Regions from separate parts of the Homo sapiens genome. Here region 2 is linked to region 1. A link is an interaction called in ENCODE POLR2A ChIA-PET data of the cell type or tissue named here. Cell type or tissue: A673. All regions are shown on one strand. Each heading gives the region's core, and the rest is flanking DNA. Links, peaks and the distances in the headings are about the cores only. Region 1 overlaps SACM1L (SAC1 like phosphatidylinositide phosphatase). Region 2 holds the start of CCR9 (C-C motif chemokine receptor 9).

Region 1 (8,334 bases), core at 49-8,048:
GATATACTTTATCTTTTTAAAAAAGTGTAAATAAAATCAAAGAATGTAAAGTCTATCTCTTACGCTAGAGGTCCAAAGCTGCCTCTGTTTTAAAGATTATCCCAATGTGGAAGATGCCCATGACTGGTCAGCTACTTCCTCCTATACATTTTGGTTTCTTTGAGGGTCACTCATTGAGACACGCAGGCCTCTGAGAGGGTCTTGTTCTAGATTTCATATTGCACTTGGAGGGTAACAGCTGCTTTTTCACGCATGGTACTCTTGATGTTTTTCACTCTGTCAAGGATTTTGTTGGCTATCAATGAATGTGTCTAAAACTTAGTGCTTCCAGGTAGTTATAGTACTCCAAATCAAGGACCAACTTAAACGTTAATTTTTGTGCAAAAACAAACCTGAAAAATATGCTTCGGAAACTGTGCATAGTTCTAATTGTAAGTCAGATTGTATATTCAAATTGTAATTAAGAGATTTAAATATTAGAACGGTATGTAAGGTAGTATAATTACCACTATTTTAAATAATTCAGTTAAACACTGCTGCAATATTTCAGTGTTGTGCTTGAAAATATGTACAGTTTTTTTCCAATATTAATACCTTATGTTGTCCTTAAATATTTCTAAAAGCGCCTTTATTTCAGCATTACCTTTTTTTCATCACTATCTTTTATAAAACATTAATATAAGTCGTTACTTTTAGAAACTAAAGGAAATAATAGCTGGAAAACCCTCTGTAGTTTAAAATCAGTCATTAAACTCACAATAGGGTAAGTAAATATAGCCACCTGTTAACATGTAAATAAGCATAATTTGTTCCAAAGATGGAATATTGAAACTTAGTTCATGTCTGCTGTAAAATATTATTTAAATGCTGCTGGGCATTTCACTTAAAGAACTTAATGTCAACAGCTACAACAAAGACCAAATCTGAACTGCTAATGTGGCTGCTTTGTAGGGAATGGACTAATATCAGTGTGTTAGATCTTAAGGTATCAGTATTTCAGAATCCTGCGACGATTTTATTTCTAAATTCATGTACTGTATGTCCATAAGTGAAAATAAAATGTCATATTCTTTTCTATTATTGGTATCATTCATGTACTTTGAAAGTGATGTTTTTCTTTTTGATCTTAGAATGCTAAAAATCATGCAAAATGATAGACGGTTTGGCTCTGTGTCCCCACCCACCCAAATCTCATCTCAAATTGTAATCCCTACGTGTTGAGGGAGGTACCTGGTGGGAGGTGGTTGGATCATGGGGGATGGTTTCCCCCATGCTGTTTTCATGAGTTTGCACGAGGTCTGATGGTTTAAAAGTGTTTGGCATTTACCCCCTTGCTCGCTCACTTTCCTGCCACCGTGTTAAGATGTGCTTTGCTTTCCCTTCACCTTCTGCCATGATGAAGTTTTGTGAGGCCTCCCCAGCCATGCGGAACTGTGAGTCAAACCTCTTTTCTTTATATGTTACCCAGTCTCAGGTAGTTCTTTACAGCAGTGTGAAGACAAATTAATACACAAAGCAATGCATGATCATCATAGAAAAATTAGAGTAAGCAAGAAAATCAGTAGCTTCTGCAATTTTGCTTTCCAGTTATGATCACTTAAGAAATTTTGTATCTCCTTATAGTTTTTATTTTTAGTTATAGAGAAACCCAGGGAAATATTTAGTAAAGTGTAATGTCCATAAAAAGGTGTCCCCCACCTTCAAATTGTAATTTGTTTTTCAAAATGTTATGAATCCCAGCTGATGTGGGAAAATATTGCTTATTAGAAAATGACACCTCCACAGGAAGGTGTCAGCATGAGGGAAATAGTGATGGAAACACATTGGTACCTAGTGATGGCAGCAGTGGGCCGTCTGGAGTGGCTGCTGCCATTGTGCCGGCCGTAGCAGGGAGGTGTGAGTGGTGGCTGCAGGAGCAGCCGTGGTGATGGTGAGACCCCTGTGCCCCACGTTCCCTGTGCCCCGTGTCCCTGTGGCAGCCGACTGCGCCGCCCCCACCCCTGTGTGGCCGAGTGGGGCCTGCCTCCAGGCCTGGAGCCACCACTGCTCTGGACCCTGGTCCGCGTTACCACCACTGTTGCTTGCTGTTGCCAGGAGGGCGGAGAGTCCCTGGAGCCTGCTGCAGGGATACCCCTGGAGCCTGTCTCCCGGGGGGCCGCCGCAATGTGGCCAGGTTGAGTTGCCTGCCGGCGGGGGAGCAGCGTGATTGTGCATGGAGGACCAGGCAGAGAAGGGCCACAGGCGGAGCTGGGCCCGGGGTGGTGCCATGCTTGCACATGGAGCACGGGGGCCGCGCCTGGGGTGCGGAGCTGGGGCTGTCCTTTGGGGGCCTGGAGTGGGAAGTGGGAGCGGTGCTCACTTTGGGGACACAGCCAGTGGCACGGCCACCGCACCCTTCCTGCTGACTGGCGCCGGATTCCTGCGCCTTGGGAGGAGGCTCTGCGCAGGATTTCCCAGGGCCGGATCCCCAGGGTCTGCCTCATAGCGGGGTGACCTCTGAGCCTGATGCTCCCTAGGACCAGGCCCAGGGCCTGCAATCCGCTCCTGGAGGCACTCCTGCTGGGCAGGGCTGTGAGCCAGGCAAGGGAGAGCCCTAGGCCACCCCTGAGCACTGGGACCACAGGAAGAACTTGTGGTGACGTCACTCTTGCCTCAGATGCCAGCATGGGCCCAGCAAGGAACCTGAACCCCTACCCCAGACTGCGAGGAGGCATGGCCAGAGCCGCCTGCACGTCCATGGAGCAGGTGGGAGACTCGCCTTCCCAGGCACAGGACCTGGGTATCCGCACTGTGCACCCTCGGGAGCCAGATCTCAGAGTGGGGTTGGAGCCGAAGCTGGGCATTGTCACAGCTCAGCAGGGTGTGTGCACACTTGGGGCAGCACTGAAAAGCCAGCCTCCTGCCACGTCGGCCCCCTCTGGACTTTGGGCACCAACAAGCACTGGTGGAGGGGAGGGGAAACTGAGGGGGAGGCTAAGGGTGTCTCGGTGCTGACCTGCAGGTGCCCCTTGGTCAAGCAGTCTGGGCACCATGGATGGCTGCAGGAGGCAGACAGGCTCCTGGGCAGAAAGGGGCGGGTCCCTGGTGAGGCCCCACCTTCAGGCCACGGACGGCCTGGAAGCTGGGGGCTGGGCTGCCAGTTCTGTGGACCTGACTGGAATGGGAACTTGTGCCTTTTCTGGTCCCACCTATGGCTGCCCACGGACCAATTGGCATATTCAGTTTCTCCCTCCTGAGGCCCAGAAAGGCCCTGGGCTCAGCCAAAGCAGAGCAGAGACAATGGGACAACCAGCTGCAGAGAAGAGCTACCCTCTCTGCTGATAGCTGAACACTTGGGATGACCTGCCTGGAGAGAGCAGCTACCCTCTCTGCTAGGAGCTGAACACTTATCGGAACACCCTGGCTGCGGAAAGGAGGTACTCCCTGCAGGTCTCCTCTGAGCTGTTCTATCACTCGATAAAGCTCCTCTTCATCTTGCTCATCCTCCACTTGTCCACATACTTCATTCTTCCTGGCCACAGGACAAGAACTCAGGACCCGCCAAATGGTGAGGCTAAAAGAGCTATAACAAACAGGGCTGAAATGCCCCTTGCTCACCACATTGTGCGCGAAGGAGAGAAGACCTGCAGCCCTTCAGGGAACCCAGACCTGGGAGTTCCCTGAGTCAGGGCTGTGACTCCCTCTTTGGGGTCCTGCAGTTCCTAGCATCTCTAAGCTTCTGGGCACTACCGTCTTCCGCACTGGCAGCCGTGGAAGCTGCTTGCATGCATGCCTGGTCCAGCTGCAGCCTTGCAGAGAGCCCGCACCCATGCCAGCACTTGGAGCTGCCTACCCCACTGCAGCAGCTGGTGTGTGTAACTGCAGTGGTTGGGCCCCATGCTTACATACCCCTTGCTGCTCCATACCTGACTTGGCCTTGGCAGGCATGGGATCCAGGCCCGTAATGTAAGCCGAGCTCAGCCTGCCAGGCTGAGTGGGCGGAACAAGCCCAGCAGGCCTGAACAAAACACGGGCAAAGGCACCACTGGCCACAGAGGTTTCCAGCCAGAAAACCAACACCCCAAAGATCCTGTAACATTAGGAGGACTCTCACTCATGTGGGAAGTGAGATGAAATTCCTTGGAAATGGCTCGCTCTTAATCCCATGTGCTCGATCTCGTTCTCTCTCTCTCACCAGCTGAACTTTGGAGCACTTTTGGAGTAATGTGGGTTCTCTGTATTAACAGTTGTTTTCTGACAGTGGATCAGAAAACATATAAATATATATATATATATATATATATATATAAAAACATATATCTCTCTTGAGGATAAATTATATAATAATTATATTTTTATATATATATATAATCTCAGGATAAATTAGGGTAAATATTTAAAATATTGTCTTCCCATAATTCATTTTTCCAGTTTCTTAGTGAAATAATTTCAAAATTTGGTCATTAATTTGAGAATTAATGAGGTGTCCTTGTGCTCCCAACCAGGGACTGCAGGGGATGTATGATACCTTCCAGCTCTGAATGACCTCAGTGCATCTATCACTGCATAACAAATTACTCCAAAACTTACTGGCTTAAAGCAACCCCTATTTATTCGTATTTATCATCTCACAGTTCCTGTAGGTCAGGAATTTGGGCACAATTTAGCTCTGTCCCCCATTTCAGGGTCTCCCACAGGCGCCAGTCAAGGTTCAGCTGGAGCAGGATCCACTTTAAAGATCACTCTCGTTGTTGGCAGGTGTATTAGTTTGTTTTCACACTGCTGATAAAGACATACATGAGACTGAGCAATTTACAAAAGAAAGAGGTTTAACTGGACTTACAGTTCCAAGTGGCTGGGGAAGCCTCACAATCATGGTGGAAGGCAAGGAAGAGCAAGTCACGTCTTACGTGGATGGTGGCAGGCAAAAAGTGAGAGAATGAGGAAGACTCAAAAGTGGAAACCTCTGATAAAACCATCAGATCTCATGAGACTTATTCACTACCACTAAAACCACTCCCATGATTCAATTATCTCCCACTGGGTCCCACCCACAGCACATGGGAATTCAAGATGAGATTTGGGTGGGGACACAGCCAAATCATATCAGCAGGATTCAGTTCCTTGTGGGCTGTTGGACTGGTCCGCTTGCTGGCTGTTAGCTGAAACTCTCCCTCAATTCCTTGCCACATGGGCCTGTTCAACATGGCAACTTGTTTCATCAAGTCAGCAAGAGAGAGTCTGCTAACAAGGAGGAAGTCACAGTGTCTTGTCTTTTTTTTTTTTTTTTTTTGAGACAAAGTCTCGCTCTTGTCCCCCAGGCTGGAGTGCGATGGCGTGATCTCTGCTCGCTGCAACCTCCGCCTCCCAGGTTCAAGCGATTCTCCTGCCTCAGCCTCCCAAGTAGCTGGGATTACAGGCTCCTGCCACCATGCCCAGATAATTTTTCTATTTTTAGTAGAGACGGGGTTTCACCATCTTGGCCAGGCTGGTCTTGAACTCCTGACGTCAGGTGATCTACCCGCCTCAGCCTCCCAAAGTGCTGGGATTACAGGCGTGAGCCACCGCACCCAGCCCACAGTGTCTTTTATAACTTAATCTGGAAATTGTTATCCCATCACTTTCACCACATTTCTGTGCACTAGAAGTCACTAGGTCCAGCTTATTCAAGAGGAGGAGATAACACGAGCACATGAATACCAGGTGGCAATCTTTGGGGGCCGTCTTAGAAGTCTGCTGACCATAGTCAGAAAGGAGAGAATACAAAGGTAAAGTGCAGAGCTGTTGCTGGAGGGAGTCAGGTGGCTTCCTGGAGGAGGTGGGGCTTATGCTAGGACCTAGGTGTTCTGGTTATCTAATGCTGTGTAGCAAATTAGCCCGAGAAAGAAAGAGGGGGACGGAAGGATGAAGGAGGGAGAGGAGGGACATAGACACAGCAGGTGTACCATGAACACCCTATCCAAGGCAGCTAGTTGAGCTCCCCAGAGCCAGGGCACAACTCTGCTATTATCCTTAACTCCTGGCTATGTTTCCTTCTTTGGAAGGAGTGTTGGGAAAGGCACCTAGCTTGTAAGAATTCAATATTCCACCTCAATCTAAAGCTTTACTGTTTCCCTCTGTATGCTTTTGGGCATCTGGATCATGACTGGGGAGAACAGAACTTGCACCTTGGAAGCCCATGGTCTCCTTCCCACTGCCATCCCTACCTCTTCCCACAGATGACCACTAGCCTTGCATTTCTTCCTAGTTTAGTACATAGTATGTATCCCTAGATACATAATATCTATATAATGTATATGTAATATCTGTATTGTTTCGTTTTGCTTGTTTTTGAAGTGTCTAGAAATGGCATCATTCCATATGCATGATACAGCTGGCCTTTGAATTCAGCATTGCTCTAAGATTCATCTACACTGACGGTTATAGCTGGAGTCCACCCTGTTGTTGTCTGCCTTGTTTGTTTGTTTGTTTGTTTGTTTGAGACAGGGTTTCTCTCTGTCACCCAGGCTGGAGTGCAGTGGTGCAATAGCTCACTGCAACCTCCGCCTCCCGGATTCAAGCAATTGTGCTGCCTCAGCCTCCCGAGTAGCTGGGATTACAGGCATGCGACACCACGCCCAGCTAATTTTTGTATTTTTAGTAGAGACAGGGTTTCACCATATTGGCCAGGCTGGTCTCAAACTTCTGGCCTCAAGTGGTCCACCCGCCTTGGCCTCCCAAAGTGCTGGCATTACAGGCGTGAGCCACTGCGCCTGGCCAACTGTTGTTTACTTTGAATGAATGTATTACAACATATGTATTCATTTGGATCTATTTATGACGGTCACAAATCATTTTTTGTCTAGTCTAATATTGATGGATATTCTGGTTGTTTTTGGTTGTTTGTTTTTGCACTAAGTACTGCTGTGAGTATTGTATATGTCTCCAGCTCACACAGGAAATTATTTCTCTATGCTCCATGCTCAGTGGTAGAATTATAAGCCTGAAATATATAAGGTAACATGAAATTCTTTTCTAAATTGCTTGTGCCATTTATATTGCTCCCAGTTCCACATTATCACCAATGCTTGGCACTGTCAGACTTCCTAACTTTTAATCCAGTAGGTATAAAAATCGTATCTCATTTTGGCATTTCTCAGATCACTAATGAGATTGAGCATCTTTTCATAGTTTTGACATTCTTTATATTTTAGAGAATAATTATCTGTTAGTTAATATACTACAAATATCTTCTCTCTGTTTTTAGCTTGTCTTTTCATTTTCTTATGATGACTTTTGATGAAAGAAGTGTATAAATGGTGCTGAATTGACCAGTATTTTCCTAGCACATTTTGTGCTTATGTAAGACCATATGATGTCATCTGACAGAGTCCAGTGTTCTTTTTCCTGTAGAGTTAGCCAGTTGCTGAGAATGTTGTTGAATCTTGTCCCTCCTGGCCTGCAGTGCCACCCCTATCGTCTCTCAGGTCCGCTCTACTTGTGGGTGTTGGGGCTTTCTATTCTCATCTATTTGCCGGTATGTTTTCACTGCTGAGAACGCATCTTGTTGGATGGTTCTGTCCCTGCCATGAGCCCTGGGCTCCTCCATCTGTTAGGCAGACAGCTTTGATGCCATGCATTTTCCTGACCTGCAGTGCAGTTTTGGAGTAATGTGGGTTCTCTGTGTTAACACTTGTTTTCTGACGGTGGATCTCTAGTGAGAACTGTATGCAAACACTGAATTACACAGAGTTATCTAACCTGCAGGACTTTGCTCAGAGGTTTGAAAAGTGACTCTCCTAGAGGAGGTATCGGCTGTGCAGCAGCACCCAAACTTTGTAGCCTGTAGAATCTTTTGTTCCTAGAGCATCTCATAGGACCAGCCTTCCATGGGATTCATTTTGTGAAAGGCCAGCATGGACGTGACTACTCTGGCCTTGAAGCTGAGAAACATGGGCTATAATCTATTTGTACCTCACCTGAGTGTTGAATCTGATGGCCCCTCAATTATAAATTTTAAAAATCTCATCCAGGTGGTAATTCCTTAAGAGCCATGCACACACACATGCACATCTGCACACACCTGCTGAGAGATCCGGGTAAGTCTACGAGTGGGGAGTCTTCCCTGGTGTCCAGCGCTCATCCTTTCCTGCCTCTGGCCTCGTTCCTCTGGGCTGGACATCCATGCAGAGGCTCCATGATGTGCTCTCACTGGGGGACCAATTAGTAAGGGGCTGTGACACGTTTAAGTGAATTCCCTGGTCCCAGGTGAAGGAGTTAGATGATCTGTTTGTTCCTAACACTTGCCTTGGTAGATTATTCTGAGCATGAATTTGCTTTTTGTTTTTGTTTAGTCAAAGGTTCAGGTGTTCATCT
Region 2 (8,334 bases), core at 266-8,265, 140 kb after region 1:
AAAGTCAGCTTGGGTCTTTTCTCTGTTACAGGTATCAGCGTTGTGGATTGCTGTTTCTAGTCCACAGTTATTCCTGAAATGCTCTTCAGTTGCCAGGTACAGCACTTGGTCCATAACCCAAAGGGGATACTATTATTATTATTATTATTATTATTATTATTATTATTAACATTTTTTTAAAAATTTCTTTTCATAGAATGCATTTTTGTATTAGAGATTCCTCTAGTGGGAAAATAACAGTTTATTACTTATAGTTCTATATTTGTGGACAGATCGTTTTAGAACAAGTAAAACACATTTGAGAATGAAGTCTCAGTTTAGAATTTGTAATATTTTGATACTTCTACAAGGGGGACCTTGCCCTTAAACAGAACTTTGCTATACTCAGAAGCATTCCAAGCTTTTCTTCCTAGGATTTAGAAATTCATAATGTGAGATATCAGCATTTCCTAATTTTCAACTTCCCCTAGAATATGTAACCATCAGTAGCTGGTGTCTACTGAATAGAGAGGGAAGTTTTTGAAAATTAAACACGGTCTCATTTTCTGCAAAGTTTTTATTCATGAATTAACAGTATTTCTCTTTGCCCATTATTCCCAAGGCAAGTACAGAAGAAATTTGATCATGTAGTAATAGTAATAAAGCTGGATTCTCTTTAAGAGATTGATAAATTCAAAGGCAAAAGCTCATATATCATGTTGAGTTATATGTGAGTCTTATAAGAAGCTGGGAGGCAACCCCGTTAACTCACCAGAATACAGACCTCAGTCTCACAATTTCTTGGACATAATTCTTCTCAAACCTTTTCCTCAAAGCTTAAATTCTGAAAATAGTCTGGTGATTAAGAGAAGATGGCTGTCCACCAATGGATTTATCTGTTATTTCTTCCTTATTGTGAGTTGAATGGCGTGACAAAGTGAAGGCAAAGAGGCATGCATTAATTCTTCAAAGTATAAGTCAAAAAGGTCAGCGCTTCTACAATGTGGCAGTATCTTTGCAGATGCCCACATCATGATAGTTGAAAGAGCAAAGCCCAGAAAAGGCTAAAGCTGAAAGTGCCAAAAGGCCTGCCTTGGCAGCTTTCTGCAATGCATCCCCATGAACACAGTCAGGAACAACTTGTCCAAGGCCCCAAGACCATGAAGAGTGAGAGTTGCAGCCACGGAGTAGGCCATCACAGAGCAAGGATTCAGTTAAGCAGCTAGAAGCAGGCCCAGGAGCAAAACACTGACAATCCTCTCACTAGTCCAGTGGACAGATGCAGCCTTGGAACCAGAAAGGTGGCTCAGTGACAAATGAATGTGCTGCACTCCACGCCATTCTGGGGTAGGTTGGGTCCTGAAGAAATCCTGAGATCTGAGCAGGTCTGACAACTGGGGCTCGCAGGAACAGAGCTCAGCCTCCTTGGGCACCACAGAGGGCACTCAGCCTCTAGAGAACCTCCATCTCTTCCCTCAGAGTATGCTTATAGTGCCCTGTCCTCCAGAACTCACCTTTGGCAGGGTGAGAATGCAAGAGAGAAATAGCCCTTAGAAAAGGGGACCAGCAACCTTTTATAGTCACCCAGCTCTGAATTCTAGTTGCAAAGAAAGAAACACAGCAAAGAAAACAAGAGGATAGGGCTTTTTTCAGGAATGGACCTAAACTAGATTGCAGCAAAGGGAGTCACATTTGCACAAGCTCCTTTGAGAAAGCGGAAGTTCTCTCTATGACTTCCTTGCGTCTTCCCTTCTCCCCAGCCTCATGATCCTCTCTGCATCCCAGGAGAGGGCATGTGAGTGCTCTAGAGCAGCTCTTCCAGACCTGGATGGAAGAACCTACCTAAGCTTCCCCACCTCACCTGGACCACGGGGACCCGTGCAGAGGAGGGAATCTTCCCACACCGGTGCATTTACCCCTTCTCCTCTTCCCTGACGGCCAGCCTCACCTTCCTTCCTCCCCCGAGACTCACTCCAACGTCTAGGGGCAAGCAGTGTCTACCTTGTATGCTCTTACCTGATGAGGAAACAGCCTGAGTCAAGAGAAGGGAGAAGCACAGGCTTTTCCTCACCCATGGCAATTGCAATAGTGCGTGTCTCACCTCGCTGCAAGCTTTCCAAGGACGCAATCAAACACGGGGGAGAAACAAATTCAGCCAAGAAAGTCAAGTAAGGGAACATCTTCTTCCCTCTAGCACCAGTTCCTTTTGTGTCTTTATTTGCCAAGTGAGAGGGAGGAGTGAGATGCCAGAGCATCTGGCTGGTTCTCAGCTATGTATAGTTTCAGACACCATTTATTTGCAATGAGCGCCCGCCGAGGGAAGGGAATTTCACGGCTCCCTCGCACCGCCGTTCCTTAAGGCTGATGAATCAGACACCTCTTTCGTTCTTACTGTGCATGCCCTCTACCTTTCAGATGACCTATTTGTTGGCCTTTTTCCATTTAGACAATAAACCCAAGTGCACCTTCTGCATCCCTTTGCTCTACGGGAACTGAGGGTGATGAAGGGGACATGCGCCTGGGAGTACCACGCCATGACAGAGCGGCATTGAGTCCTCGGGACAATCAATACACCAAGAGGTGGAAATTAACATCCACAAGAGTGTAGTCATGATTTTCCCCCAGAACAAATATATAAAAGGGATCTTTGTCATAACAATGACAGGAAATCATTAATCACATCAGGATTGAAGTCCCCACTGTAGCAGTGGATGGGAAGACTTCGTCTGTGATCTTCATTAAAAATGCAATATTTTGTATATTTAGCTTTTTTCAAAGTTTTACCAAAACACCTGTAATTAATACAATTTATTGTATTATCTTTGTTAATGTATCTGATGTGCAAAACCTTACTAGATTTGCCCCAATTTGAAGGTGTCTGTGGCTTTCCAGCACTCCATGTGTTCCTAGCTACATCTCACAGGCAGACTTTCTAAAGCAGTGCCTTTCAATAGCACTGTTGGCGACGATGGACAGGTTCTGTATCTGCATTGTCCATTGGGATAGCCACTAGCTGCATGTGGCTATTGAGCACTTGAAATGTACCTGGCATGACTGAGAAACTAGTTAACACTTAAAACATTTTTCTTTTTTGATACAGGGTCTCAGTCTGTTGCCCAGGGTGGAGTGCAGTGGTGCAATCTTGGCTCACTACAACCTCTGCCTCCTGATCCTTCCACCTCAGCTTCCCTGAGTATCTGGGACTACAGGCATGGGCCACCATGCCTGCCTAATTGTTTTTGTGTGTTTTGTAGAGATGAGGTTTCACCATGTTGTCCAGGCTGTTCTTGAACTCCTAGGCTCTGCCTAGTGATCTGCCCGCCTCAGTCTCTCAGAGTGCTGGGACTACAGAGGTGAGCCACTGCACTGGCCCTAGTTAGCATTTTAATTAATTTGAATTTAAATAGGCACATCTGCCTAGTAGCTACTGTGTTGGATAGCACAGCCCTCCGGGTTCTGGTACGTCTGTCAAGGCCAGAAAAGGTATGTTGCGATGGATAGTGCTACATCTGCCACTGGGTGGTAATCTGATACAGGCCTGCTCAGGTGACACCACCTAAAGAAATCTCATCAGTGTGCACCTCTGGCAAGCCTGACAAGGCTGACTTCTCTCGATGGGATCCTCCAATTTCCCCATTCCCTGTAAGCAGCTGTGCTGTCTAGGAAGAGAATTTGCTCTTAGATCATCAGTCTGTATGTGCGTCTTCAGATGAGACAGTTTCCCCTTATCCCAGCAGTTTTCAGCTTTTTGTTTCTGGTTGCAAATGATTGACTCCGCTGATTGCTGGAAGCTACACAGGTGACTCCCCACCCTCTTGGGCTACCCCACCAGTGACAACACAGGCAGGGGTGGCCTGGCTTCCTTTCTCGTGTTGTTATCGGGTAGCTGCCTGCTCAGAACCCACAAAGCCTGCCCCTCATCCCAGGCAGAGAGCAACCCAGCTCTTTCCCCAGACACTGAGAGCTGGTGGTGCCTGCTGTCCCAGGGAGAGTTGCATCGCCCTCCACAGTGAGTATTGCTCTTCTTCTTGTTGCCCCCAACCCAGTGTCATCTTGGCCCTCAGTTGTGTGCTGCTATGATGGCTTCTAAAACCTGGGCTTGCACTCATTTGTTCAGAGGTCATGGGCACCAGGCACTTTTCTAGAAACTTCCAGGAAGGTAAATGGGAATTGGTGATGCCCAACCCAGGTTTCTTGTAGGGCGAGTAATAAAACTCCCTCCCCCTTCACATACATGAAGCTTAGGCTTAAGGCAGTCTGTGATTTATACCTTAAAGGAAGGAGAAGCAGGTGCTGGGGGACAAGATGGTGGCCAGGGGTAAAGGACACACCCATGAGGTCCTTGAGTCTGAGACACTGCCCCATGGAAAGGATTCTTTGTAGCAGTGAAAAACTGGAAACAAGGAAACTATGCATCAGGAGGCGAATGGTTAAATGAATTGTGATGTATCTAGACAATGGAATACACAGCAGCCATCCAATTCTATGATACGGTTCTATGTTGAATTGGCATGGAAGGTGATCCATGAAAGATGGGCAATTAGAAAGCAAGATAGAAGATTATATGTGTAGTCTGATTTCCTTTCTATTAAGTGCGTGTGTGTCTGTGTGTGTGTGTGTGTGTGTGTGAGGTTGTGTTACAGAGAAAAAGTCAGAAAGGAAGTATCTCAGAAACTTAACAATGGCTAAACTAGGAAAGGGTGCTTCAGGAGTTTTTATTTTCTATATTATGTATGTTGGCATTTTGGGGATTTTTTGTGCATTGTAAAAATACTCCTTTATGATCAGAGTAAAGCAAAAAGTTATTTTAAATGACTCATCAGTGGATGCTGGTTTGCCTTTTCAAACACACCTACCCTCTTTAGTTCTGAATTAGCTGTTACTCCATAGACGGCTGGCAAGTCCATCCAGAGAGTGGTCACTGTGTGCTGAACCGGAAGGGCTGTGCAGCAGCCAGTCTGTGGGATCCCATCTCCTTACTCCCTTTCCTGAACGAGCAAAAGCTAATTTACTATTTCAGCATCTGGAATTTCGGAGTCCTTTTCTTCCAATATCTGCTTATCTGTTCTGAAGCCTCTTTGTGTAGGCCTCACTCACAGGCTTGTGTTGGGAGCCCCTGGGCCCTGTGCAGCCCCTGCTGGGCGGTTGGCAGGCATCTGATCCAGGCATGGTGAGTGGATGGATCTGATAGATGGCTCAGAGACCCTGCCTCGTGTAGGGAACAAAAAGCAGAGCTATGAAAAAATGTAAGAGATGATTCAAGCTCCGTGTAGCAAATTGTACAAAGTTCAAAGTAAGGACCTGCATTCCTGACTCATGTTAGTATCTGATTTGATGTTAGTGCTGTAAGCATCAGAGGCTATAAGTGTGGGGAGATGCTGTGTGCACAATAACCCCATGCTGATTTTCATGTTGGCTACGTAAGAATGTTAGAGAATACAAAAATAGTGATTGGATAATAATAGGTTCCAAGCTAACTTTTCTAATAGGCACTTTTCTCTTTTGGAGAATTAGCAGCTCTCTCCCTTCCTTTATCTCCCAGGTCCCTGCACATACCCCATGCTTTCTGACTTTCATGCCTTAGTGCATATGTTTTCCCACCCTGGAGCAATGTTCCCTCCCCTCGTTGCATGTCTCCATGCTCTTCGGCCTTCAAGGACCCGCAAAAATGTCACCTCTTCAATGAAGCCCTCCTGGATTCTCCCCAGAGCTAAAGACATGACCTCCTTCTTCCAATTCCTACCACAACTCATAGCACTTTCCCTTTGTTGTTATTTGCAGCCATGACTTACTCAGTGTATTTGAATGCAAGCTTCTTGAGGACATGGATCATGTCTTACACATTGTTTAAGCCAAATAAATGTATCAGGTACTCAAGGCACATTGAATAAGTGGGTTCGATGGATGGCCCATGGCACCTGCAACAAGGCCTCACTGAGCAGCAAGGGAGAGATTTGCCACAGTGCTGAGTCAACTGCCCATCCACTCCCGACAGACCGCTGAGATGGTCCTCACTCTCAGTATGTTTGGTCATATGTGGGATTTTCCCCCCTATATTTTTCCCGCTTTCTCACTGGCAAGACAAAAATGAAAGCAAGCACTGAGACTTAGTAGCTGGGAGAATAAAATATTTGAGAAGTATTCTGACAAAAATGAAAGAGAAATAGATGGCAAGGCTGTCTGTGGAGGTTCTAGATGTGGGCTCTAGGGAGGGGTATGTCCTGTTTTTACTCTTTGGCTCTCTCCAAATTTTCTATGAGCCAGAAGCAGATGCATATTTTATAAACTGTAATATATTACATTCTATTATACACCATAATATATTACATGATATATACTATTTGTTTATTTATTTTAGAGACAGGGTCTTGCTCTGTCACTCAGGCTGCAGTGCAGCAGTGCAATGTTAGCTCACTTCAGCCTTGAACTCCTGGGTTCAAGCGATTGTCCTGCGTCAGCCAGCTGAGTAGCTGGGACTACAGGGTAGGCAACCATGCCTGGCATATTTTTAAATTTTTTGTAGAGATGGGGTCTTGCTCTGTTGCCCAGGCTGATCTCAAATTCCTGGCCTCAAGTGATGCTCCCACCTCAGCCTCCCAAAGTGTTGGAATTACAGGCATGAGCCATCTTGCCTGGCTTGTGTTTATATATTACCTTTAAAAAAAAAAATAAAGAGAAACCTTTATAGAAAGCTAGTGTACAACTTAGTTGCATAAAGTAGCCTCGGTGAATGTAATTACTAGACTTGCTCTTTCTGCGGTAGCTGGAGCAGGCTACAAGTTCCTCCTCTAGATGAGTTTTGTAAACAGGTGTGCTGAACGTTAGAGCATTGGGCTTCTTCTTCTTTTTTTTTTAAATCTGACAAGTTATTTTTATGACAGCTCTTAAAATAAAATTTTACACACTTGGTAAGATATTTAAATAGTTTGCAAAATCTAAATGAAAACATGAAAGTTCATTTTCCACTGGTCACAGTGGTTCAGTCTCCTTCCAGAAAATGTTTCGGTGCTGGTGAGCAGTGCAGTGTATGTCTTTTTCTATTTTTTTTTTTTTAAAGATCACACAACATAAGTCTTCCTACATGTTGCATTTTAATCTTATAGTCTTGAGGACCTCTTTTCTATCAGCATGAGGACCATCCTTGTTTATTGGCTACACATGGTTTATTGGATTGATGTGTCATAATATTACCAATTGCTGAATATTTAAGTTGTTTTCCAATTTTTGTTCTGCTCCAACATATATCCCTATACCTGGACCCTTGTGTTCTTTTGTGAGAATACCAGTAGGGCAAATTCCAAGCAGATGCGCTGCAGAGTCAGAGATGTTGTGCTTTGTAAATTTTGACAGATATGGCTTAACCCTCCAAAAAGATCACATAAATTTATACTCCTCACAGCAGTGTGGAGGCCTTTTTTCCAAACTCTTACCAATGTCGTTACCATCTATTGCTATTTCCAATCTGAAACTTGCTGTCACTCACTATAACAAAGCCATTCTTTCTTCTTTTTGTGGTTTCTTTCTTTGGGAATTTTTCTCAGGTATTACATGATTAATATTCAGTCCTTTCATGCAAGCAAAAAGGAGGTGACATAAGCCCTGGGTATTAGAAATATATATATAACATATATATATATTTATATAAATATATATATAACATATATATATATTTATATAAATATATATATAACATATATATATAACATATATATATATATAACATATATAAAGTGTTTTCTAATTGATATCTCAAAAATCAACCTCCGTATTCCCCAAGCTGTAATAAAATAAAATTTGCTGAGTTGAGGTCTTCCAAACTCAACTGGGCATTTTTCATCTGGGGCAAAAAAAAGAAGAGTAATGCTCAGCTCCAAAGTGGCTGCTTTTCTGCTTGCTGGGTGAGTTTCTTATTTCAAAACAGAGGCTCACTGGGCTTCTTGATGGCACCTGGAGTCATGCCAAGCAGGAAGCAATCACTCCACAGAGCTGAAGATGTCAGAACCGTTCAGAAATACTGCCTGGGGAAAGTTCTTGGTTCTTCGGCTTAGGAGGAAAGGGGCAGAATACAACCTTTCTGAAGAAAATGCATCTTTCATTCACCTGAGAAATATTTCAAAATAACTATAAAAAGAAGTTAGAAGCAGGTGAATTGCCCCACAGAGGGGAATGTTTAAATGAATTGGGGCACAGCCCCTGTCGGAATGCCAGGTAGCTGATGCCTTCACCTGTCTGAAGAATGTTTAATGATGAAAGAAATGTTCATAATCCGTTAGGTGGGAAAAAGAAAATAAAAGTTCAAAGTGTACGAATGCATAGAAACACGGCTGGGAGGGAAAACAACAGAAAGTTAAAAGT

The links. ChIA-PET counts read pairs that join two places held together with the same protein. Peaks named below come from ENCODE experiments on the same cell type or tissue, not always from the same donor. Only the 100,000 strongest peaks of a DNase experiment are listed, where the experiment ranks them.
Region 2: POLR2A ChIA-PET joins it to region 1 with 14 read pairs; 2 of 35 experiments call an interaction of 5 or more read pairs at or near these places.

The regions. Positions count from the first base shown.
Region 1 is chr3:45,744,333-45,752,666 of GRCh38, forward strand. SACM1L (SAC1 like phosphatidylinositide phosphatase) reads left to right here. Exons shown (of 20, transcript NM_014016.5): 20 at 1-1,077. Among named protein-coding and RNA genes, the nearest start is that of SLC6A20, 48 kb to the right of the region's middle. In A673, for the core only: no CTCF peak of the experiment used is centred there; no DNase peak of the experiment used is centred there.
Region 2 is chr3:45,882,668-45,891,001 of GRCh38, forward strand. CCR9 (C-C motif chemokine receptor 9) reads left to right here and starts at 3,876. Exons shown (of 3, transcript NM_031200.3): 1 at 3,876-3,988. It also overlaps a transcript of LZTFL1 not described here and the pseudogene SDHDP4. RefSeq lists a promoter at 2,892-3,891. In A673, for the core only: no CTCF peak of the experiment used is centred there; no DNase peak of the experiment used is centred there.